Regions from separate parts of the Homo sapiens genome. Here all the other regions are linked to region 1. The links are chromatin loops, found by intact Hi-C in ENCODE. Cell type or tissue: PC-9. All regions are shown on one strand.

Region 1 (8,000 bases):
TAGGGTGAGCAGAGACCAGAGACCACGTACCAAGAGAGAAACAACCACTCAGCTCCAAGACGGGGTCAGGGAGACAAAGAAACAGGCAAAGAGAGGGAAAGGGGGATGGAGAGAAAAGCCGGGCCTGGAGCAGGGGAAAGCAGGTGGGGTGCCCAAGGCACACATTTAAGCAAGTGCAGGGTCAGCACCAAAGAGGAAGCACCTCCCTACATGCCACGCCCCCGGGCACCTCACCCAGGCTTGCTCACCTCACCAGGCCCTGAGACAGAGCACTCCCGACAAACAGGCAGACAGACAGAGACAGTGGGACAGAGAAACACACAGAACACGGAGATGAAGAAGGGGAGAGAGAGACACAGAGGCAGTGCCACAGGGAGAGAAACATGCAGAGATGTGGACAGAAGCCAACGGCACAGACAGAGGAACAATCAACAGAAGACACACAGAGAAAGACGCTGTCTTGGTCCTCTTGATGCCACCCTGGTGAGGACTGACTATGCTCCTTGTCATTGGGACTATGAATCTGTCAAAATTCCTCCCTTGGCTTGAAGGGAGTTTGAGAAGGTTTCTGCCACATGCCACTGAAAGATGCCTGGGACACCAAGCTTCTACCCTTGGAGGTCAGGTGATGCCAGGGGCTAATGGAGGAGCTGAAGATGGTCCCCAGTGACCAGGGGTGAAATCCCACCCTCAGCAACATTCCTAAAACCGCTGAGAAAGCAGCAGAGCCTGGATGCGGAAGGGCCCTTAAGCAGCCGCCAATAAAAGGCAGAGGTGGGTCACCTCGGTCGGTACCAAAGCCCCTGGACTAGGGGATCCCAGCAGGAAACAGGGGTTTATTTAAAGGAAATTAATGAGGGAACTACTTACAGGGGGTGGACAGAGCTTAGGGAACCCGGGACCAGCAGCAGTGGAGTCACGAACACCTCCGGCCTGAGGCTAGGGTCAGGAGTGATGATTGGAACCCAGGGAGAGCTGTCACTTAGCCATGGCAGAGGGTCACCAGACAGGAGCTGTGCTCTTTGGTAGAGGAACACACCACTGCCCAATGGGTGCCCAGCAGGGAGGGATCAGGGGAATGAATATCCCAAATTCTTTTCTAAGGCTGGTACCTCCTAATGGCCAAGTTCAACCAGAAGCCAGAGTGGAAGGACTCCTGGGTAATGTGGTCCATTGAGATGAGCCACCTGGGGCACAGAGCAGGGTAAAACGGGAATGGATCTGATAGGCAAACAAGACTATCTCGTGTATGAATCTATCTCTGTGATTTACATAAGTCCACCCCCAGTCCTGGACCCAGTCACGGCCTGCAGGCAGGAGTCAATGACAGCAACAGTTGAGAGATTCCTACAGGGCTCGTGGTCATCCCCACAGCGAGCACTTCCTGGACGTTTGCCAGGAGTCAGGCACTGTGGAGTGTGGTTGGCCAACAGCACAATCAGCCTCACCCAAGCTCTTGTTAGAAATGCAGTCTTGAAGGCCACCCAGACCTACTGAATCAGGATCTGTATGCAGTACATGCGCACGCAGATTTGTGTGCCCAGAGAAGTTTGCCCTGGAGCCGATTAAGGACTCACACAGTCCATTTAGCAGGTTGTCATGATTCCACCTGCAAAATACATCTCTAAGGTGTCCACCACATTCTCCATCCCTGCTGCCTCCAGCCTGGTCCAAGCCCTCGTCGCCTCTGCACTGGACGGCTGCAGTGGCTCCAAAGGGCTCTCCCTTGGCTAAAACACAAGTCAGCTCCTCTGCTTGCAACCCTCCAACAGCTTCCAACACATGTGGCCCACAGAACCGAGAAAACCTGGCTCCTCCTGCCTCTCTGACCTTCCACTACATCGCCCTCCTCTACCCCTCAACTCCAACAATGGGCCTTCTTCCTCTCCCTCAAAACGACAAGTTCTTCCCTGTCCCCCGGGTTTGTACTTGCTGCTCCTTCTTGACGTCTTTACTGACCACCCCAAACTAAAAGCCCTGTCCTGTTACTATCTCCCTGTGTATTTCCTTCAAGGTGCATTCACTAACAGCACTTATCTTTTTCACATGCATGTTTGCCTGCCCGTTGTCAGTTTCCCATGAGAACCTTAATCTATTCATAGTTAATCTATATAAATATCTCAGTCTATCATCACCTTCACCACTGTCACTCAGCCACCAGAGCTGAGCATGGCACAGAATGGGTGTTTATTAACTAAATTAACTACATTTAATTTGCCATCTCAGTAAGTCACCCAGCACAGCTCTATTCAGCTTCCCCACTTTTGCAGATGAGGAAACTAAGAACATCAAGGCTGCGTAGATGCTCAGTGACAGCGCAGGACTCGTATCCAGGTCTTTGGGCCGCAGGGCCTGAGCACGTCCTGCTCTTCAAGGGGTGGGTGGTCTGATCATGATCACTGCCTTTAGAGTTAGAAGTTTTTAACATGTTTTAAAAAACGTTATTGCACAATTTACATGAAGGTGTAACATTCAAGCTCCATGGTTTAAAGGAGGGGACGTCACCAGCTCCTCTCGGGCCTAACCCTCACCCATTTCCGTGTTTCTCAGGCCCCGTCTGCAGGTGGCGCGGCATTTCCACTGTGACAAACAGCAGCCCAGATGTGATTTTGAATTCTGACTTTTCATAAGCGTTTTCAAAAACATAGCTTGCAGGACCCACAGAGAGACAGAATGAGAAAGAGAAATTACATTCTCAACCCAAGGCGCTGAAAATACAGAAACTCTCACATGGACAAAGAAATAAAGGAAGTGATAAGCAAAAATGGACACAAAAGAAAAACCAAAACCCCCAGCACTAACCAGAGTAGCCCAAGTCTGAGGGTTCTGTCTCATACTAAGAATTGTTGCCTGGGCAGACAGAACCAGGCTAATCTGAGACTTGTGGCATCAGAGTTGACAGTGTGAGCTTTGGTTGGTGGGGTTGGGGGGTGGTCTTTAAGACCTGAGTTCCTCCAGAAGCTCTGCTGTAGACCAGCTGTGTGCTCCTGGGCAAGTTACTTGGCCTCTCTGAGCCTCCATTCCTCACTTGTACAGGAAGGTACTGAGCCCTGCCGCACATGGTAGTAATGAGGACTGAGTTCCAGCCCAGAGCCGGGAGCACAGGAAGAGTTCCGTGATGCCAGCTTCCCTGCCTTCCTTCGCAGGCAAGGCGGAGGTGGTGCTATTGCAGCAGCGGCACACTGGCCTGCCTCCGGGCAGAATGCGGCACAGAAAGGAGTACTGCGGAGAGGGAGGAGCAGGCTGGGGAGTTCAGGGCGTGCTGAGTTGTCAGTGAGCAGGCCTGGAGTAACAGCCCCGCAGCCTCCAAATCTAGCCTCAGGCCTCACACAGCCAGCCAGGCCCACCAGGGCCCCCCCTGCATGGAGGAGCCACATTTCAACACCAGGGACCCATGAGCACCCTGGGAAGTAAACACCCAAATACCAAACATACCAGACATTCCCCTACATAAACAGGGCTGCACTAAGCCAGGGGCTGCAGTCCCTCCCCACTCCCCCACCCCCCATCAACAAAGTAGGGCAATTCAGGGACAAGATCTCAGCCTGCCCAGCCGGCTAGGCCCATAGCCTCCTCCCACTCCAGGAGGGAGGAATGAGGAAACCCCAGGGGCCCTCAGCCAACTCCCTTGCTGACCCCCGGCAGCCTGCAGGGGCCAGGCCCTCCCAGCATCCCCCATGGGGCTGAGCTGTTGGAAACTCTCTGCCCTCCTGTCTCTCCCGTCATCTCTTGCCAGGCCTTCTTACTCAGTGGCCAAGGTCTGGGCCTCAGCTGTGAAATATTGAGCTGTTTCAGTGAACAGCGGGCAGGGCTTTAGGAGAAAATTCAAGACAAATGGTCAGTCTAAGGCTGGGGTTGCAGACTCACATCACCTCAGGGGTCAAGCAAGTAACTCACCATTAGTGAGGGGGGAGGGCTGGATGGGGCGGTGGCCACCCCTCCTGCCATGGGAGGGGACACTAGCCCCAGTGGGATGCAGGCTCAGTGCTGCTAATTCTTCCAAGTTTTCAAGAAAATATAAATTTTTGAAGTAAAATCTCCCACTTTTGAATGTCAGCAACAAATTCCATTTTGAAAGGAACACCGCATGAGCCAAACAAAACACATCTGTGGGCTGCACTGGCCCACGGCTGCTGATTTATGACCTCTGGCAGTCAGCTGACCCTAGTGGGCTTGTCCTCAGAAGCCTGGGCTCTGGTCACCACAGTGCCCTGCTCTGTGACCTCGAGTCAATCAGGTCACCTCTCCGGTCCTGGGGCTCATCTTTAATAAGCACAAGTAGCTCCCATTTCTCACTGACCTTCAAACACATCTGCAAGGTGGGTCTCAGGGGCCTTATTTTACAAGTGAGAAAACTGAGGCTCAGCGAGGTGGAGTGTCTGCCCGAGGCTGCCAAGCTGGGAAAAGACAGGGATTGACTCCATTCCATCAGGCTACCTTCCACACGGTGGGCTGGACTAAAATCTCCGCAAAGTCCTTTCCAGCTCTGACTTCTCTGGGTTTTCATTCATCCAGCCTTCAAGGGCAGCGTGGGCCTGATTGAGGGATGTAGGAAGGGTGCCCCCTAATTTCTTATAAGAAGTTTCTTAGCTGGGCACAGTGGTGTACACCAGTAGTCCCAGCCACTCAGGAGGCTGAGGCTGGAGGATTGCTTGAGCCCAGGATGTTGAGACTGCAGTAAGCCATGATTGTGCCACTGCACTCCGGCCTGGGCAACAGAGCAAGACTCTGTCTCGAAAAAAAGAAAAAAGAAGTTTCTGCTTTTACAGACGCTTAGTGCCAGGGGCTCTTGGAAGCACCAAGGCTAATCCCTAGATTTTAGATGAGGAAACTGAGTCCCAGAGAAGGAAATGGCTTGCTCTTCAAGACAGGGATTGGGTCTTCACAGACCAGCCCAGAGGACACTGCTTGGTCCATCCTCCTGGGAGGCTCTGCCTGACTGTGCATCATCCCTCTTTCCTGAATTTTCCATGCCCTGGACCCACTCCCCTGCACCTGCCCATCCTCTGACCTTGCCTTTCCAGTCTCCTGCTATTTCCCATCCCTTCCGGGCTGTTTTCCAGGTCCCATCCTTGGCCTGCTACTCTCCTCACTCGATACGCACGGCCTGTGGATCTCCGTTTGCATCTACTCACGTGGTTTCAGCCACCACCCATACACTAATGCCAACCAAATCTGGATTTGCAGACCCAAATATCCAAGTGCCAGCTGGGCCAGACGCTCAACGTGGATGTCCCTGAGGGCTCACTACCTGCCTCCCCACACCCCCGTCCCTCTTGTTATCTCCAATTTTGATCACGCCAGCCATCCAATTCTAGATTTTAAATCTTCGTCAGATTTGCTCCCCCCATCCACCCCCACTGTCACTTTCCAGGCCCACTGTCTCTCCTTGACCACTGCCCCAGTCCCCCAGGAGGCCTCCAGATCCTGCACAACCATCCTCCATCCCAGCCATCGGAAGGATCTTTCTAAAATGCAAATCTGGCCCAGTTACTGTGCACCTTACCCTCCGGATGAGGCCCAAGCTCCTATGTCAAATGAGGTTGCTGGGACTTGGCCCCACCTGCTGTGGTCTTACCACCTGTTGATCCCAGGGTTCCGCTCTATGCTCCTGAAACACTGAGGTGCCATATACCATACACTTCCCTGGCCTTCATGCCTTTGCCCTGCTGTCCCCTTGGCTTACTTCTCATGTCTCCTGTACATGCAGCTGGAGCATCACCTCCCACTGGAAGCCCTCCCTGATTTTCACACCCTGTAGGCTGAGGAGGTGTCCCTCTGCTCTGAGCGTATCCTGGCCCCTACTGTATTATATTCTATTCACAGTTTCTGACTCCTCCATTAAACTGGGAGTTCCACGAGGGCAAAGTCTGCATCTTGTTGACTTTTTGTGTGCTCAGCACCTTGCGTGGTTAGGGAGGAAGGGAGGCCTGATCCACAGAGCTGGTGACCTGGGCAAGAACCCAGACACTCCTGACTCCAAGTCCAAGGTTCTTTCCACTTCACTTCAGCTGCCCCCAACAGCAGGATGTAATCAAGCACATTCACCTGTGAACAAACCCACACACTGGACGCTGTGCTCACTCAAATCAGCTCAGCCAACCACCAGGTGAAGGCTCTGAACAAGAGCTGGCAGAGGCAATGGCTCCACCTGCCAAGATGAGTCACTCGGCTCCCATGGCTGGGGGCACGGGTGGATAAGCCATTGCCCTGTGTGCACAGCATCTGCAGGAAACAGTGTGGGAAGCAGGGCTGCAAACTAAGCTCCAGCCTTAGATTCTGCAACTGAGAAGACCCAGAGACCCTAGATCCTGGCTGCATCCTCAGGCCAGGAACTCAAGGTCAGAGAAGGGGAATGAGTGTGCCCCGGTCCTGGGTCGGACAGTGACAGGACCAACTGGAAGGCTACTGCTTTCTGGGAAGAGGCAGGGGACACCTTCTGTATGAACTGAAAGCCTGACACCCTACAATCTTTGTGGGGCATCAGAGCCCACAGGTGGATCCTTCCAAACTGACTCCTCAGTCTCCTCGTATCTCAGCCAGATGCAGCATGTCTCTGACCAGGGCCCTCCCAACTCCCCTTGTCCATAGTAAAAACCTTCTTTTGCATTAAGAGAACCCCAAAAACAACAGGCCGCCGAGGTGTGAGGCTGGTTTATATGAACAGAATAGGAAAAGGCCATTCTCTCAAAAACCAGTGGAGAACAGCCCCATTTCCACGGCTAAGAAAAGACAGCATTGTGTTTGGAACAAAGCCTGAGAAAGCCAGCTAGGCAGGGTGACACCCATTTACAGCCGGTTTTGCTAAGGAAAGAGCAAACACTGTTATTACAAAAGTGAGAAAGAATCCAGGAGACACAGGAAAAATCACCTTGGCACAGACAGAAAACCTAACACTGAAGAGAAAAAGAGATGATGATTGCTAGGAAATCCTTTTGCTAGAGAAGAGCTATTTGGGGAAGGATGTCTTTTGCTGAAATATGTCTATTTCAGGCCCATTTCATATTTATGACTTAGTGGGGTCTAGTTTCCCACTAGGCAATCAATCTGTTTTCTTGTCCAATTGACAGTCACTTCAAAAGATGAGAAAAGGAGAGAAATGGTGGCCCCCACAAGACCCTCATCACCCCCAAAAGACTGGTGAGAAGCAGAATGCATCTGGCAGGGAAAAATCTGTCTTCTTCTCAAAGAGTTAATAATACAGCTGAAACTGACTCTTTAACAACAACAAATGGTGTAATATGCCTTGATTACACTGGGTCAAAAATGGAGACAAGAGCTCCTGCAAAATGACTCTATCTACAATTAAATGAAAATGCAGTCGTTGCACAGAATATTTATGAACAAGGCTGTTCTGAAAGTCCCAAGCTGGCCAAAGTAGGAGAACATTTCAAGTTCCATCTTATTAAAGCCTTTGGAAGTCATTTGTCTTTCATCATGAAGGTGAAAAACAAGGTCCTTGGCTTAATTATTCTCTACCAAGGCAGTTCCATTTAATCTGTATGCAGGGTGTGTGGCTAAAACATGCATTTCATCCAATTTCTTTCAAGCACAAGGCACAGATAACAGACAAATCTCCCGGCAAAGGCAACCTCCCCATCAAGAATACTGAACACCAGCTAATATAAACCCTACCGAGGTGAAAGGGCCAAACCGTTCACAGCCAGGGATATCTGGCCCGGAGGATGGAAGAGGGGTTTTACCAAGAGTGATTTATTTAAGGAGATGGATGCAATTTAGGTGCAGAGAGAAGGTATGGAAGGGCTTTGCCACACTGAGGCAGATAGAGTGGGACACAGAGCTCCCCATTGCCAGGGCTATGGAGTGGATCCTCAGTTATCAGACCAGAACTGCTGAGAACTCTGGGTCAGTGGCAGCAAATGAGGGTTCCTTTGGCATGAGAACAGCTTCTCTGATTCTTCCTTCTAAAACAATGAAGGAACCAGCCTATTGACAAGCTCGGCAGCGTAATTAATTGGGAAGTCCCTTAGGGCGTGGAC
Region 2 (8,000 bases), 52 kb after region 1:
CTGCTTTGTCTCTGAGTTTAACACAAGCTAACACCCATCTTATAATTGCTGGTAGACTGTCAGTCCACGGCAGCCTTTCCCCTCTCCCGTCCACATTCAAATCTGCTATGGAATGGGACGTTCCTCATCCAAATTGTTCCTCAAACTTTGTCTACACAAACAGTAAATATGCTCTGAAGGAGGGTCAAGATGGTGCACCTGTGAATAAATACATAAAATCTAGGCAGTGGATCCTGTGACATTTATTTTGGCTGTGAATAGTGTTTTTTGTCTTGTTTTGCTTTGAGAGTTGTTGTTTGTCTGTTCATTGGTTTTGGGGGTTGTATTGATTTCTGCTCATTTTCTGGTTCCTGGCAGTGTTCCAAATAGCTGGGGTTGCCGCATAAATCACTTCTGAACAAGTGAAGTGCTGTACCCTTTGAATGTACTTCTAATTTAATTTTGTATTCATTTAATTAAATTTGTATTTAATTTTTGTTGTTGGTATTCCCCCAAAAATATCATGTTTCACCTCGTAGATGGCACATATCCCTATGCCAAGAGACACTGAATATTCCAAAGAACCCAATTTTGCCCCCATCAACAGCACCCTCAGAAACAAGAATTGTTAGGACTGTCTGACTTTAAATGGAATTCATGCCTCACGTTGAGTTTGAGATTATTCCATGGACTCATCTAATGGCAAAACCAACAATCTTGGTAAAATCTTATTGTTAAAAAGTAGTTTGACAGGGGCTAAGACTGGGTTACTGACCAACTCTGGCAGATGTAAGCAGAATGGGAATTTATTAACAGGATGTTGGATATTCACAAAATCATCAGGTGGACTGGAGGACCAGGGTTGAGGCCATATAGCCAAAAACAGTGCCCAAAATCATAAAATCACATGGCAGAACCTGTTCAGTAAGGAGCCACCACTGCCACCAAGCACTGGGCACCTCATCTTGCCTCACACATGCCCCTGGTACTGAACACCGGGGGCAACCACTGCTGCCCAGGTCTCGAGCCTATTGCTGAGGCTGCCTGGACCAGAGAGCCTGCCCTTCGTGGAGCCTGGTTACAGGCTGTGACCTAGCTACAAGAGAGTCTGGGAAGACAAATGTGTTATTTTGGCTTGAGTTCTATCTATTTAGATAGAAGACTCAAAATAATTATGGTCTAAACAACATAGAACTTTATTTTTTGGCCAGGCATGGCGGCTCACATCTGTAATCCCAGCACCCTGGGAGGCCAAGGCAGGTGGATCACTTGAGCCCAGGAGCTTGAGATCAGCCTAGGCAACACGGCAAGACCCTATCTTTGCAAAAATACAAAAATTAGCCAGGTGTGGTGGTGCACGCCTGTAGTCCCAGCTACTCAAGAGGCTGGGGTGGGAGGATCACTTGAGCCTGGGAGATCGAGGCTGCAGTGAGTTATGATCACGCCACCACACTCCAGCCTAGGCAAAAAAGCGAGACCCCTTTCTCAAAAAAAAAAAAAAAAAAAAAAGAAAGAGTTTTTTTTTTTCTCTATGTAAAAAAGTTTGAAGGCAAACAAAGTTGGAGCGAGACCACTCTGGAGCTCCTTCTGCACTGCCTTTGCACACTGCCTTATGGACCAATAAGGCTGCTTGGGAGCCTGCCATCAAGTCCACATTCCAGATATCAGGAAGGAGAAAAGGGTAAGAAGCAGGCCCCCTCCCTCCCTTTACAACCACTTCCTGGAAATTGCCCATATCACTTCTGTCTCAATGGTTGAAACTTGGTCGCTTGGCAACATCTGGCAGAAAAGAGTCTGGGAAATGTAGTCTTTGGCCCAGGCAGCCATGTGCCCAGCTAAACATTGAGGGTTCTCTTATTAAAGGAGAAGGGGAGAGTGGACATCTGGGGAAGCCACTGGTAGTGTTGGCCACGACAAGTTCTTAGCAATGTTTGCTTTGTGTTCTGGGATGTGAGCTCTGTTCCCCACCATGGCTCAGAAAAGTGTGTGTGTGTGAGTGGGATACTCCCCAAACACAGAAAGGGGGTTCAGAAGCTAGACCACATATATATATATGTGTGTGTGTGTGTGTGAAAATAAATTGAGAACACAAAATGGCCACTACCATTTCTTCTACTCAGTGGTAGGCTGATTTACAGACTCACACAGGATGAGAGCATTCAAATGAAGGCATTTGGCAGAGAAAGACTGGAACATGGAGCAGAAGAGATTTGGAAATAGAGTCGTTTCCATCACGCAAATCTTCATTTTATCACAGGTTTGTGGGACCAGGGCAAGAATTCAAACAACAATTCACATACCATGTATCTAAATATTTAAAAGCTATAAGTCAAGATAAGAAATTATTCAATAAAACCTGTCTTCTTCTCCTGTCTTCACAAATGAACCTCCATAACATTCTGGAAGGCCAGGTATGACTTTAGAATCCTCAGACTCTTCAGACCAGAATGCAGCAGCAGAAGGAAAGGCAGCCCCGCTCAGGGCCTGCCTGCCGTTTGTTCCAACCCTCAGCCAGGGCCCCTTCTCAAGTGCACATGCTTGACACCAGCCTGCACCTCCGGGTTCTGCCCACTGCCCAGTCCCAAGCAGCTATCCCTTGGCCACTGGCTGCACAGGCTACCTTGAGAGGGTGGACCATGGAAACAGGCCCACCCAGAACCTGGAAGTGGGCTTGGGCCATTCGGGCAGAGATTCTGGGGTCCTGAGTATGGAGCATGGGCTGGAAGGGGTGGGTGTGGGCATAGACTCTGTCTGGGCATCACCCTCAGCCCTGAGGACCCCCTCGCCCCAGGGACAAAGGGAGGCCTGCGGGGAAGGGATCTCCAAAGGGCAGGGCTTGCCTGGTCTCAGAGTGGTACTGGGTCACTTTGTCACACTGACTGGGCAGGCTTGTCCATAAAGTGAATTGAGAATAACTGGAAGCTTTTTTGAGAGTTTTCCCTATTCCATCTGGGATCTAAAGATTGCCCCTGGATTACTGACGATGCGAGAGGGATTTCTTTAGCCATGACTCTATGTTGGGGGAGATTCAGCACTAAGTACATTTCTCTTCATCTCTGGAAACAAATCCAAACTATAAAACCAAAACCAAAATAGAACAACGAAAAACAAATCCCTCTTCCTTCCCTTGACACACTCAGCCCATTTCTCTGTCGGTTTCCTTCAGCTCTGACACCCTCCAATCAGGCTCTCTCCCATCGTTCTTCTGCCTTTCCGTGCTCACTTTCCTCCCCCCGCCCTTCTTCCCTGGCTCCTGTCTTAATCCCTGCCATAGCGACAGGGAAAAAAACAACATAACACTGGGGCAGATGAGAGCTGAGTTTCAGAGCCCTACTGAGGAGCGCAGGCTAGCGGGGAACCAGGAGTTTCCATAACGAAACTGACAAGAGGAAAACCTTGAAATCTTGGAGGAGTAATGAGGAAAACCTTGGGGTTAGAGAAAGAAGAGGCCTTCCAAAAGCCCAGAGGAGGCCGAGATAAAAAGAACAAGGAAGGGCCAGGCGCAGTGGCTCACGCCTGTAATCTCAGCACTTTGGTAGGCCGAGGTGGGTGGATCATGAGGTCAGGAGTTTGAGACCAGCCTGGCCAACATGGCAAAACCCCATCTCTACTAAAAATACAGAAATTATCTGGGCGTGGTGGCATGCGCCTGTAGTCCCAGCTACTCAGGAGGCTGAGGCAGGAGAATCACTTGAACCTGGGAGGCGGAAGTTGCAATGAGATGAGATCATGCTGCTGCACTCCAGCCTGGGTGACAGAGTGAGACTCCATCTCAAAAAAACAAAAACAAAAAAGAACAAGGAGGAAGGGCTTTGGAAAGTTGGTAAAAGGTTAATCTATTTGCCCTCCATGCCACTTAGCCCCTGACCATCCCAAAACACAGAAGTCAACATCCTTGGGATGAATTATGAGCAGAGGGAGAAATTCCAGGGCAGGGGAGCAGACATCAGGAAAACTGAGATCCTTCTTCTGAAAGGACATAAAAAGTTAATATTTTTGTAAATTGGAACCCAAGCATTTCAGGCCTGGTGGGATGATAAGGGGTTAAAGCTTCCACGGAGCAAACCTAAAGTAGCTTGGAAGGGTGTGGCCCCCAATTTGATTTATTTTAGAAGCATGGAAAGCCAATGAATGTGCTTCTGGCCACAAGACAGGACAGGTGAGAAAAAAGAAAGGAAAGAGGCCTGGTTTGTGTTTCCTGGAAAGGGAGTGTCGTTACAGCTCTCCTGGGGAGCACACACACGCCTCTCGTAAATGTATATGAGCCCTGATTAGTTGGCTCCTGCTCACCACCCTAGCATGTTCCCAGTGGCTGGCTCCCTGGCGTTCTGGCACTCAGGGCTGCCAACACCTGCCAACAACAAGGAAGCTGGGTATTGGGGCTGCAGCTTTTGGAAGCTGCTTATGAAACAGATGACTAAGCCCTGGGGGCAGGGGGAGGGTGCAGCTCATGCCTAGCTCAGCGAGAACTCAATCCAAGTCAGCCTTGACCCGGTGCCAACCATGTGCCAGGCTAGTCCCTGGGGATGTGAAGATGACGAGGCATGGTCCCTGCTCCAAAGGACCAGGCATGCCCATAAAGAATTGTAATCAGAGGCATGAATCTGCAGAAGAGGAGAATACAGGGTTTGGCAGTGGACATGATTTCCCAGGGGGACAGTGATAGAGGCAAAAGAAGGGGGAAGGGGAGTTTCTCCATTCATGTAGTCAGGCTAAGAGTTTTAGCCTCTTCCTAAAGCACACACCCTCTTCCTCATGCCCTCTTAATCCAGTTAGTCTGGCTTCTGTCACCCAAGTGGCTCTCAGACTCTTTCCTCTTCTCCTGTCTTGGCTCAGGTCCTCATTTCTGGCTTTGGCCCAGGCTCTTTGCACTCAGCACTGCAGACAACTTCCTACAATTCAGGTCCAGTGGGCTTGCCCCCCTCCTTGAAGCTGTCTATTGTTTCCCATTGCCCCAGAATAAAAGCTAAGCCCCAAGGTCCTTCACATTGCAGCCCCAAGCTGCCTAAAGCCGAGGGCTCAAGGAGGCTTCAGTGTAGGTTTGACTCAATAGCACCACAATGTCATCAAAACCCCTTCTTCTTCTTGGTGTTTTCCTCTCTGCCCTCCATGGTGTTGTCTTCATGCTCAGGCAGGCTTTTCTCATGGTGAGAAAACGGCTGCCACAATTCCTGTTTTCACACCTATGCTCCATGCTGTATAGAAGGAGAAAGGGAGAGAGCTTCTTTCCCTGAACCTGCCAGCAAAGTCTTCTCCAGTCTCTCAGGTCAGAATTGGGTCATTTGCCCATCTGCAGGCAAGAAGGGATTTTGCTGATTAGTCTATACTGGGGCTATTTACCCCAAGCCTAGGCCAGGGTGGAGTCGACTTCCTCCAAAAAATATGGGAAGTGTAGGGAGGGTGGATACCCCAAGGAAAATGGGGTAGTTACTGAGAGAGAATGGATGCTGAAGAGGCCACCCTTCCAGCATCTCCTCCCGACAAGCCCCACCCAGCTACTTCTTTTTCCCAAACACGTCATGTTCTTTGGTGTCTCCCAAGCCTTTGCACATGCCTTCCCTTCACCTGGGATGGCTTTTCATTCCTCTTGCTCAGTGAATGCCTACTCATTTCTCAAATGCTTGCCCATCACTTTCCCTATTCTTTAGATACTGCAGTCAACTTAAGGACAGGTTCTTATTCACTCCTAGCATAATGCAATACCTGGCAAAAAGTAGGTGCTCAATAAATGTTTATCAAGTTAATGAACACTGCTGATGAGACAATAGCAAATCCCAAGTTCACAACAAAGAGCTAGTATGTCTTCAAAATCTCTTCCCAACATCTAAAATGTAACAAATATAAGTAGAATTGTAGTGTATAAAGCTAGGATGGGTTCAGGTAAAGAAATGTTGAGGGGCCAGAGTTTGTCCAAGCATCTCTAGCATCATCCCAGAAAAAGGGCTCCCTCCCAGGCTGGCAGGAATGTTTTAGTTCTCCTGGCAGGTTTGTAGGTCCTGAAATGGAAAGGGACCTATCAGGCTCTCATAGTCCGATCCATTAATCTTCTAACCATTTAGACTAGCCTACTGGGAAGAGATTGAAATGGTCAGCCAACTCAGGCACTCTCATCTGGCTGACAATTATAGTCTTACTGTTCTTGAATAACTTGGCCTTCTGGTTTACCAGAGAATCTGCATTTCATTAGCATGGTTTGGTCTCTGAGACCAACACTATCAGTTGCTTCCTCGCTATTTTCTTCCTTAGTCACAGAATCCCTGAATTTTAGCCAGCGACTTGGTCACCTAGAACACAGAGTACATTTCTCAGCCTCCCTTGCAGCTAGATAGGGCCATATGACTAAATCCCGACAAATGGATGTAAATAAAAGTAATATGTGTGTAACTTTTTGGAAGTGCCATGAAAAGGTGGTAGTGTGTCCTTCTTCCCTTTTCCTTTTCTGCAGGCTGGAAGGTGGTCGCACTGGCTGGAGCTGGAGCAGTCATCTTGGACTGTTGTGGAATTTGGAAATATAGCCCATGCATGGTGGACCAACAGATAGAAGGAACTTGGGTTAAATATTGCACAAAGAGCCATATCAGTAGCCCTCAAGACCTACCTAAGCATTTACATAAGAGAAATGCATTTCTCTCTCTCTCTCTCTCTTTTTTTTTTTTTTTTTTTTTTAGAGATGACGTCTCGCTTGTCTCTTAAAGTTGGGCAACATAACAAGATACCATTTCTAAAAAAAAAAATTAGCTGGCACAGTGATGTGTACCCATAGTCCAAGGTACTTGGGAGACTGAGGTGGGAGGATCACCTGAAGCCAGGAGGTTGAGGCTGCAATGAGCTATGATCACGCCACTGTACTCCAGCCTGGGCAACAGAGCAAGACTCTGTCTCTCTTAAAAAAATTATATTAATTACATGTTGAAATAATAATGGTTTAGCTATATTGGGTTAACATATGCTTTTTACTTTTTAAAATGTTACTACTAGAAAATTTTAAGTTACATTTATGGCTCACACTATATTTCTGTTGGACAGTGCTTCCCTGGGCCTTGTCCCCTCTGTCTGAACTGATAATATCAGATTACTGAGCCATGTAAAGCTGAGAGATGATTAGAAACTGAGCTCACACTCACCCACCAAGGTCTAGACTCTAACTCTGCCTCTGGCTCTGTCTGTCTGTCTGTCTGTCTTTTGCTCACTGGAATCTCTCACCTTATTTGTTAAATTACCTTATCTGCAACCAGAATAGGTATAAAGCTCAGCACAGAGCATGGGTCAGCCCAGAAGGAATGAGAACAGGAATCAGGAGGTGCTCAGGAAGTCTGAAAGGAATGTCTCTGGGATCCAGGCTTCAGTACCTAGCTAAGGCAGCAGACCACCCACAGGTACATGATCACTTTTATCAGCAGCAGAGAACCACATTTCAGCCATACCAAGCCTTCTTGAAAGGCTTCAGAGAGGGGTTTTGTATTTGGACCTCCAGGAGAAATACAATACATACACTTTCAAATTGTCCATTGATCTGAAGGAGAAAAAGGAGAATGTCCACCTGCTTGGGGTGCAGTTCTCCGTGAAGATTTTCCGATAGGGCTGTGTTAACCCATGCCTTAGTCAGCAGAAGCCATCTTGAACTTGTTCAGGCAATACCAAAGAAAGCTTCCTGGAAGAATCCTGGGATATCCATGGAAGCCAGGGCCAGCAGGCTTTCTCCAGGAATAGAAGCCCAAGAACTGGAAAGGCACTGGGAACCAGGCAGTATCTCTGCATTTTGAATCTGCAGCTCTGTTTTTTTCTCCTCTCTGCAAACCAAGCTGCTTTTCTTCTCAGTCCCCCAACCTCACCCCACCTACACACTCACACATGCACTTTCTTTCTTTTTTTTTTTTTTTTAAGACAGAGTCTTGCTCTGTCGCCCAGGCTGGAATGTGGAGTGCAGTGGCGCCATCTTGGCTGACTGCAACCTCTGCCTCCTGGGTTCAAGCAATTCTCGTGCCTCAGCTTCCTAAGGAGCTGGGACTCAGGCACGCGCC
Region 3 (8,000 bases), 100 kb before region 1:
CAAGGGCTATAGAAGCATGGCTTCCTCTGCTTAGATTTCAAAGGATGTCATGGATCACCTGGAAGCTCAAGTAGAAATCTGCTTCAGGGGAACGGTCACCTCAGAGAGTCCCCACTAGGGCAATCCCAAGTGAAAATGTGGGGTTGGAGCCACTTCGGTTTGAATGTGCCCTCCAAAACTCATACTGAAATTTAATTGCCATTGAAACAGTGTTGAGAGGCAGGACCTTTAAGAGGTGATTAGCTCATGAGGGCTCCACTCTCATGAATAGATTAACGCCATTATCACAGGAATGAGTTGGTTGTTGCAGGAGTGGGTTCCTGATAAAAAGGTGGAGTTTGGTCTGCTCCCCTCTCTGTCTCATGTGCTCACTTCTGCCTTCCACCCTTCTGCCATGGGATGACCCTGGCCAGATACTGGTGCCATGCTCTTGGACTGGCCAGCCTCCAGAGTTGTGAGAAATAAATTTCATTTCTTTGTAAATTACTGAGTCTGTGGTATTCAATTACAGCAGTACGTAGGTTGTGTTCGTGTTTGTAGGGTGTAGAGGCATGAACCACCAGCAAGGCAGGCCAACCAGCTTCCATTACCATGGAAGCAGGATTTGGAGTAATAGAAAATAGGCGATGAGGGTGGACTGGGGCTAATCTATTTCTACAGGGCCTTGTGCAGGATTCCAACTTGCTTTTACTTTGATCCTGGTCTTTCCCTCTGTCTAATAGGTGACAGCTAGACACAGACTAAAAGCTAGATAACACTGTGACTGAGGAGACACAGTTCCCTGCCCTCGCCTCTTCCAGCCCCACCTGGGACTCTATCCCTAATCTCTACCATCTTCACAAGAATACATGCCTTCCCTTGATTCCTGCTCTTAAAATATCTGATTGATTCTTACTTTTTATATGTTAACTGAATATTTATTTTGTCATTTGTATTCCATCGTCAGAATAATAATTGGCTTGGATTTTACATTCCTAGAAGGCAGGCACTGTGTTCCATCCATCCATCCATTTATTCATTCAGCCAATGAATATTTATTGAATTTCTACTCTGTGGTAGGCTCTTTGCTACTGTGCAAGGAGCTGAGAATACAATGGTGAGCAAAACATTGGCAATCCCTGACATTATAGAATGGATGGTCCAGTCACAGAGACAAATGTTAACCAAATAACCACATAGATAAATGTAAATTTTCAGTCTGTGTTAATGGGTATAAAGGAAGGGCATGAGGTGCTATGAAACTATTTGAAATTGCAGTTCTGATCTAGCCTGGGAATCAAGCAAAATTTCCCCAAGCTGGTATTTGACAAAAGGTAGGAATGAATGAGCTAGAAGGGTAAGAGCATTTCAGTTAGGGCTGAGCAGAATGAGCAAGGCTCTTGGGCTGGAGGGAGCACGCAGAGATTTGGGGAAGGGACAGATGCCAGTGCAGAGGAAAAGAGGGTGATATGAAGTGAGCTGGGGGACAGAGGGTGCAAGGTCTCCAGCGCCCCCACTAAGAATTGAGTCTTCATCATATAATCACCCCGAGTAACTCATAAACCCCAATCACACTGTGCACCAGTAGTCAATGGATAACATTTTATGTGAATAATGCTGACTTCACTTAGAGAAGATGTGCTAATGGTGGTTGGGGTGGAGAGGATTGACGTGGTGCTAATGTGACTCGCAATCTAATTTCACAGCTCCCATGGCCCAGATATGAAGAGCTGATCCCTAGGAATGGGTACCTATGTGTATGGCTGCAAGTTGAAAGATGATTGGCAAAGTTTAGTATCAGTATCTTCACATGCCACAAGATAGAGAAAGAAGATAAGATGCTTTTGGCTGGGTGCAGTGACTCACACCTGCAATCCCAGCACTTTGGGAGGCCAAGGCAGGTGGATCACTTGAGTCCAGGAGTTCAAGACAAGACTGAGCAACATGGTGAAACCCTATCTCTATTGAAAACACACACACACACACACACACACACACACACAAAATTAGCCAGGCATGGTGGCACTCACTGGTAGTCCCAGCTATTCAGGAGGTTGAGGTGGTAGGATTGCTTGAGCCCAGGAGTTTGAGGCTGCAGTGAGCCATGCACTTTAGCTTGGGTGACAGAACAAGACCATGTCTCAAAAAAAAAAAAAAAAAAAGATGCTCTTAACTTTCCACACATGGATGCTGCTATAGCTTGGATGTTTACCCCACCAAACCTCATGTTGAAATTTGATCCCAAACTCAGAGGTGGGATGCTAATGGGAGGAGTTTTGATCATGGGGTAGACCCCTCATGAATAGATTAATGTTCTCCCTGGGGTGGGGGTTGAGTGAGTTCTCACTCTATTAGTTCCCACAAGAGTTGATTGTTAAAAAGAGCCCAGCCCCTTCCATCTTGCTCTTTCTTGCTTCCTCTCTCACTGTGTGATCTCTGCACACACATGCTCCCCTTCACCTCCACCACAAGTGGAAGCACCCTGAGGCCCTCACCGGGTGCCCGATTTTTTCCAGACAGCAGAACCATAGAGCCAAATAAATCTTTTTTATGTATAAATTGCCCAATCTCAGGTATTTTCTTATAGCAACACAAATGGATTGAGAGAGATGCTTTATTGAGAAAATGAAAAGATGAAATTTCATGAATGCTTGTAGGCCTCCAAACTTCAGTGTCTATACTCTATATTTGCCAAGCTTTATTAATTTAAATATATATGTTTTTTAAGCAAAAGAAGAGTACAGCCAATCTTGGGTTTGGATAACACAGAGGTCTTATTTATCTCTGTGATATAACACCTTGTTACAGTCTTTTTTTTTTTTTTTAATAATGTTGGGCACTTCAGTCCTCAGAGGCAGGCCTTAAAAAACAAAATTTATCTCTGACTTTTCTCTACCCTTCTTTCCCTAGTGCAAAGCAGGACCCTAATCTTCCTCCCCTTTTCTGATTGTGGTCATAAGACCCTCACTTCAGAAGCAGTCCTGCTGCATACCCTGAAGGAAGGAATGCTACACAGAGAGGCCAAAAAGAATCTGCACAGACAGGTCTTGCTGGGTTTCTCTGCTTAGCCTGTTAGTATTAGATCATGTGACTCATACTAGATCATGTAATTGGACCCTTTTTGTCCAGCTGCATTTCTACATGATTGTCAATCATGGCTCTCCAATGAAGTCTCCATAAAAAGCTCAAGAGGACATGGTTTGGGGAGTTTCTGAATAGCTGAACACAAGAAGATTCCTGGAGGATGACACACCCAAGGAGGGAATGGAAGCTCTGCACCCCTCCCCCGTACCTCACCCTATGCATCTCATCCGTATCCCTTGCAATATCCTTTATAATAAGCCAGTAAATGTAAGTGTTTCCCTGAGTTCTTTGAGCCATTCTAGCACATTTGTCCAATCCAAAGAGAGGGTCGTGGGAACCTAACTTGAAGCCAGTGGCCAGAAGTTCTGGATGCCTGGACTTGCGACTGGCATCTGAAGTTGGTTGGAGTCTTGTGGGATTGAGCTCTCAACCTGTAGGAGCTGATGCTATCTCCAGGCAGACAGGGTCAGAACTGAATTGGAGGATACTCAGCTGGTGTCTGCTGCAGAACTGATTGCTTGCTCGGTGTATGGGGAAAACTCCCCACATTTGGTCACAGAAGTCATCTGTGTTGATTGCAGAGTGGTGTGAGAGCAGAGGAAAAACACAGTTTGAGTTTTTGCCTCCAAACTCTTTTACTCCTGTATTCCTTATCTTCTATGCACATTAAAAAGCAACAATGCAAAGTACTATATGGAATCAACCCAAGCATCCACCAACAGATGAACAGATAAAATGTGGTACATATACACAATGCGATATTATTTAGCCATAAAAAAGAATGAAATCCTGTCATTTGCAGCAACATAGATGAGCCTGGAGGACATTATGTTAAGTGAAATAAGCCAGACACAGAAAGATAAACACCACATGTTCTCACTCACATGCAGAAGCTAAAGAAGTTGAACTCATAGAAGTAAAGTGTGGAATAGTGGTTACTAGAGGCTGGAAAGGCAGGGCAGAGATGAGGACGACATAATGAGAGGATGGTTAAAGAATACCAAATTACAGCTAAATGAGAGGAATAAGTCCTAGTGTCTTAGCACTGATGGGTGACTACAGTTAACAATAACTTATTGTATGTTTTCAAATAGCTAGAAGAGAGGATTTTGAATGTTCCCAACACAAAGCAAAGCTGGGTGTGGTGGCAGACACCTGTAGTCCCAACTACTCAGGAGACTGAGGCAGGAGAATTACTTGAACCTGTGAAGTGTAGGTTGCAGTGAGCCGAGAGCCAAGATTGCGTCACGGCACTCCAGCCTGGGTGACAAGAGCAAGACTCCATCTCAAAAAAAAAAAAAAAAAAAAAATGAAGAGTCATGGTCCCCACCTGAGAAGATGAGAGGGAGATTCTAGGCAGAGGAAATGATGCATGAGCAAAGGCTTAGAGAGAGGAAAGTGCCAGATACGGTGAAGGACGTGGCTTTTTCAGCCTGGTCAATACACAGGGTTTGTTTCTGAGAAAGGGATGGACAAGCGTGTCAGGGTAGGTTGGTGGCCTGATGGGCTGGTGCCCTAGAAGCAGTAGGGCCAGCTGCAGGGGTGCTCCACCTCTGTACTACTGATGTTTTGAGCTGGATTATTGTTTGTGGGGTGTGCCCTGTGCATTGCAGCATGCTTAGCAACAACATTTCTGGCCTCTTCCCACTAGATGTTACTAGTACCTCTCTCCCAAGCTGTAACAACTAAAAATATCTCCAGACATTGTCAAATATCTTGGGGAATGGGGAGGATCACCCCCAGTTAGGAACCACTGAGCTAGGGGAATTGTTTAAATTCCTTATTTGGTTGTTCCATTGGCTCCTGCATTAGACAGAATTGAGTTAAGCTGCACTTAGAAAACCCAACTCAAGGTGATGTAACCAAATAAACTCTTTTCCACTTTCACTTAGAAGCCGTCTAGAAGTGGGCCAGCTGGAGCTTCTATCATCTTCACACTTCTGCAGTATTACCAGGGACGCAGAATCTCTTCCTCCTTTGTGTACACGGTTGCTTCACCTCTAACACCATATCTGCCTTCCAGACAGAAAGGAGGAGAAAGGCATGTGCCAACTGAGACAGCCCCACCTTTTGAAGAGCTTTCCCATAAAAGTCTTACCTAGCAAATTCTTGCATATCTCTTTGGCCAGAACTGTGCCATATGGCCATCCCAAACATCAAAGGAATCTGGGATATGTAATCTTTTCTCTAGGCATATTGCCATCTTAGACAAAACAAGAGTTCCGTAGTAAGGAAAAATGGAAGAATAGCTTTGGGAGGGCAATTATCAGTCTCAGCTACCCCTCCTAGCCTTGGTTTCTAGGTGTAATGACAAACTCAGCAATCTGTCTACAGGAATCTTCCAGAGGAAGCCAAAGAAACCTCCTGGGTAGCAAAGGTATTTGTGCAAATTTTCCTATTGAAGTCCTCTAAAAGGGGGCTCTTCATCTCTACCTACCAGTAGATTGTTCAAACCAGGATCAGGTTTTTATTTTATCTTCCTATAAGTGATTAAATTAAATCACATATCAGGTGGTTAAAAAACAAGATTTTTCAAGACCAGCCTAACCAATATGGTGAAACACCATCTCCACAAAAAAAAAAAAAAAAAAAAAAAAAAAAAATTATCTGGGCGTGGTGGCGCATGCTTGTAATCCCAGCAACTCAGGAGGCTGAGACAGGAGAATTGCTTGAATCCGGGCGGTGGAGGTTGCAGTGAGCCGAGATCGCACCACTGCACTCCAGCTTGGGCAACAGAGTGGGACTCAGTCAAAAAAAAAAAACACACACACACACACAAACCCACAAGAGTTTTAGAAGGGCTACATCTCTCTTTCCCTCCCATCCCCATCTCCCACTCCTCTGGTATCTACATGAGGCCAATGCAGTCACATGTCATTCCCATGGCAAGAATTCCATTAAATATCTCCTCTGCTCACTTGCTACAAAGCCTAAAATGCTACCATAAAAACTCTTTCCTTTGGGTCAAGTGTTACTTTCTCTAGGCATCTCTCTTTTTTGTTTTAGAGACAGGGTTTTGCATCTCGCTTTGTTGCCCAGGTTGGAGTGCAGTGATGCAATCATAGCTCACTATAGCCTTGAGCTCCTAGGTGTCTCTTAAAATGACAGTCTCCTCTGGCAGAAACGAGTATTAAATCTTTACTACGTTGGTGTTGATCTTAGTTCACTAGCCCTTTCTCCCCCTTGGAATTCCCAAGCAGCTTTGGAGCACTGAACCCGTGGGGAAGAAGGAAGAGAAATAGAGATAGCCTATCTGTCCCCAAGAGAAGTGGGGCATCCAGTAGTCTCACCTCCTTCCCCGTAAAGCCACAACTGTAACATCGGCTGGAGGTATTAATAAACTGCTGGTAAGTTTTGGTCCAGCAGACGGCAACTTCGTGACCTTTGAGTTGACTTTGCCTCCCTTTCTCTCCCCACCCACACTTCTCATCCTGAGGACTGAAGATCTGGCTTTCTCGTAATTTGCTCTGACACTCACTCAGGGAATGACACTGCTAGTAAGAGATAAATGCAGAGGATGGCAGGTGGGGAAACTAACATTCTCCAGGAACCCGCATTTCAATGTGACAGATGTTGACGACGCTGTCTTGTGTCCATTTCTTGCTACACAGGGCCTTCCTGTAGCCTGGGCTTTTCCAGGAGATATTGCTGACCTAGATCAGAGTTGCAAATGGGCAGGTCTCTGCAGTGCCACCTTCAGACCTGGACAAAAGACGTCTCTGCTCTGAACTCCCGACAATGCAGGGACTAGCACTGCCATTCCTCCTGCTACGCTCCTCTTGTTGGGGCAAAAAGTCCTTAGAACTAAGGAGACACCTACCTAGAACCCTGTGTCCCCCTTTAGACTGTGCCCAACATTCCAAGGACACCAGAATCCCCTTAGTAACTGGCCCTGGGCTGGCTTCCAGGAGCTGAAGCCTCTTCCCTGGATACTTCTTCCCGAGTGTGGACCAGACCACTGGTATGTGCATCTCTGGACCCAAGGGATGGGTCCTGTGGGGGTGAATGTGGACGGAATTTGGTCTTCCAGGCTGGCATGTCCGCCGGCATGAACTGGAGGCTGCTGTGGTACAGGAAGAACCAGGGGAGGGCAAGAAAGCGGCAAGCTGCAGTCCGGGTACTGCTTCTTTCTCACTACCTTGTGCTAATATAAAATTTTGAAGTGTCTAAGAATTCTGAGTTCAAACTTGGCCTTTTAGGTTGTGATGAAAGTATCCTTGTCAAGGAAGAAGAAAAGAATGTGTTTTGTTAACAACTTGTAAGCTTGATTTATAATGTTTTAAGTATTTTATTTAGACACATGGGCTGGATGTGGTGGCTCATGCCTGTAATCCCAACATTTTGGGAGGCTGAAATGAGAGGATGGCTTGAGGCCAAGAGTTCAAGATCAGTCTGGGCAATATAATGAGATCCCCTTGCTACAGAAAAATGAAAAAAACAAAAATAAAAAAATAGCTGGGTGTGGTGGCATGCCCCTGTAGTCCCAGCTACTTGGGAGGCTGAGGTGGAAGGATTGCTTGAGCCCAGGAGGTCGAGGCTGCAGTGAGCTATGACAGCAGCTCTGCACTCCAGCCTGGGCCACAGAGTGAGACCTTGTCAGAAAAGAAAGAAAGAAAAGAAGAAAAGAAGAGAGAAAGAGAGAAAGAAAGAAAGAAAGAAAGAAAGAAAGAAAGAAAGCAAAAAGAAAGGAGGAAAGAAAGGAAGAAAGGAATAAGAAAGGAAAAAAAGGAAGGAAGGAAGAAAGAAAGAAAAAAAGAAAGAAGGAAGGGAGGGAGGGAAGGAGGGAGGGAGGAAGGGAAGGAAGGAGGGAGGGAGGGAGGAAGAAAGGGAAGGGAAGAAAAAAAGAATTGAGAGATTTCATGTAGAAATTCTGATTTTGGCTTTTCTTGACAAACTGGAAGACATGGCAAGCCCAGGCCTAAATTCCCACATGGCAC

The links. Hi-C counts contacts between places; a loop is a spot of excess contacts. Peaks named below come from ENCODE experiments on the same cell type or tissue, not always from the same donor. Only the 100,000 strongest peaks of a DNase experiment are listed, where the experiment ranks them.
Region 2: it touches region 1 in a loop (7-fold over the local background); 5 of 110 quality-filtered maps call a loop at or near these places.
Region 3: it touches region 1 in a loop (4-fold over the local background); 2 of 110 quality-filtered maps call a loop at or near these places.

Annotation. Positions count from the first base shown.
Region 1 is chr14:75,448,672-75,456,671 of GRCh38, reverse strand. All of the region lies in intron 2 of JDP2 (Jun dimerization protein 2), which reads right to left. Among named protein-coding and RNA genes, the nearest start is that of JDP2, 25 kb to the right of the region's middle. RefSeq lists enhancers at 3,131-3,644, 3,645-4,160, 4,161-4,675. In PC-9, a CTCF peak has its summit at 3,742; DNase peaks (open chromatin) are centred at 1,341, 3,391, 6,131 and 6,799; H3K4me3 peaks cover 1,532 bases; H3K27ac peaks cover 7,532 bases.
Region 2 is chr14:75,396,833-75,404,832 of GRCh38, reverse strand. No RefSeq gene overlaps it. Among named protein-coding and RNA genes, the nearest start is that of JDP2-AS1, 27 kb to the left of the region's middle. In PC-9, no CTCF peak of the experiment used is centred here; a DNase peak (open chromatin) is centred at 4,362; H3K4me3 peaks cover 568 bases; H3K27ac peaks cover 2,108 bases.
Region 3 is chr14:75,549,810-75,557,809 of GRCh38, reverse strand. No RefSeq gene overlaps it. Among named protein-coding and RNA genes, the nearest start is that of FLVCR2, 25 kb to the left of the region's middle. In PC-9, no CTCF peak of the experiment used is centred here; a DNase peak (open chromatin) is centred at 3,109; H3K4me3 peaks cover 1,054 bases; H3K27ac peaks cover 1,839 bases.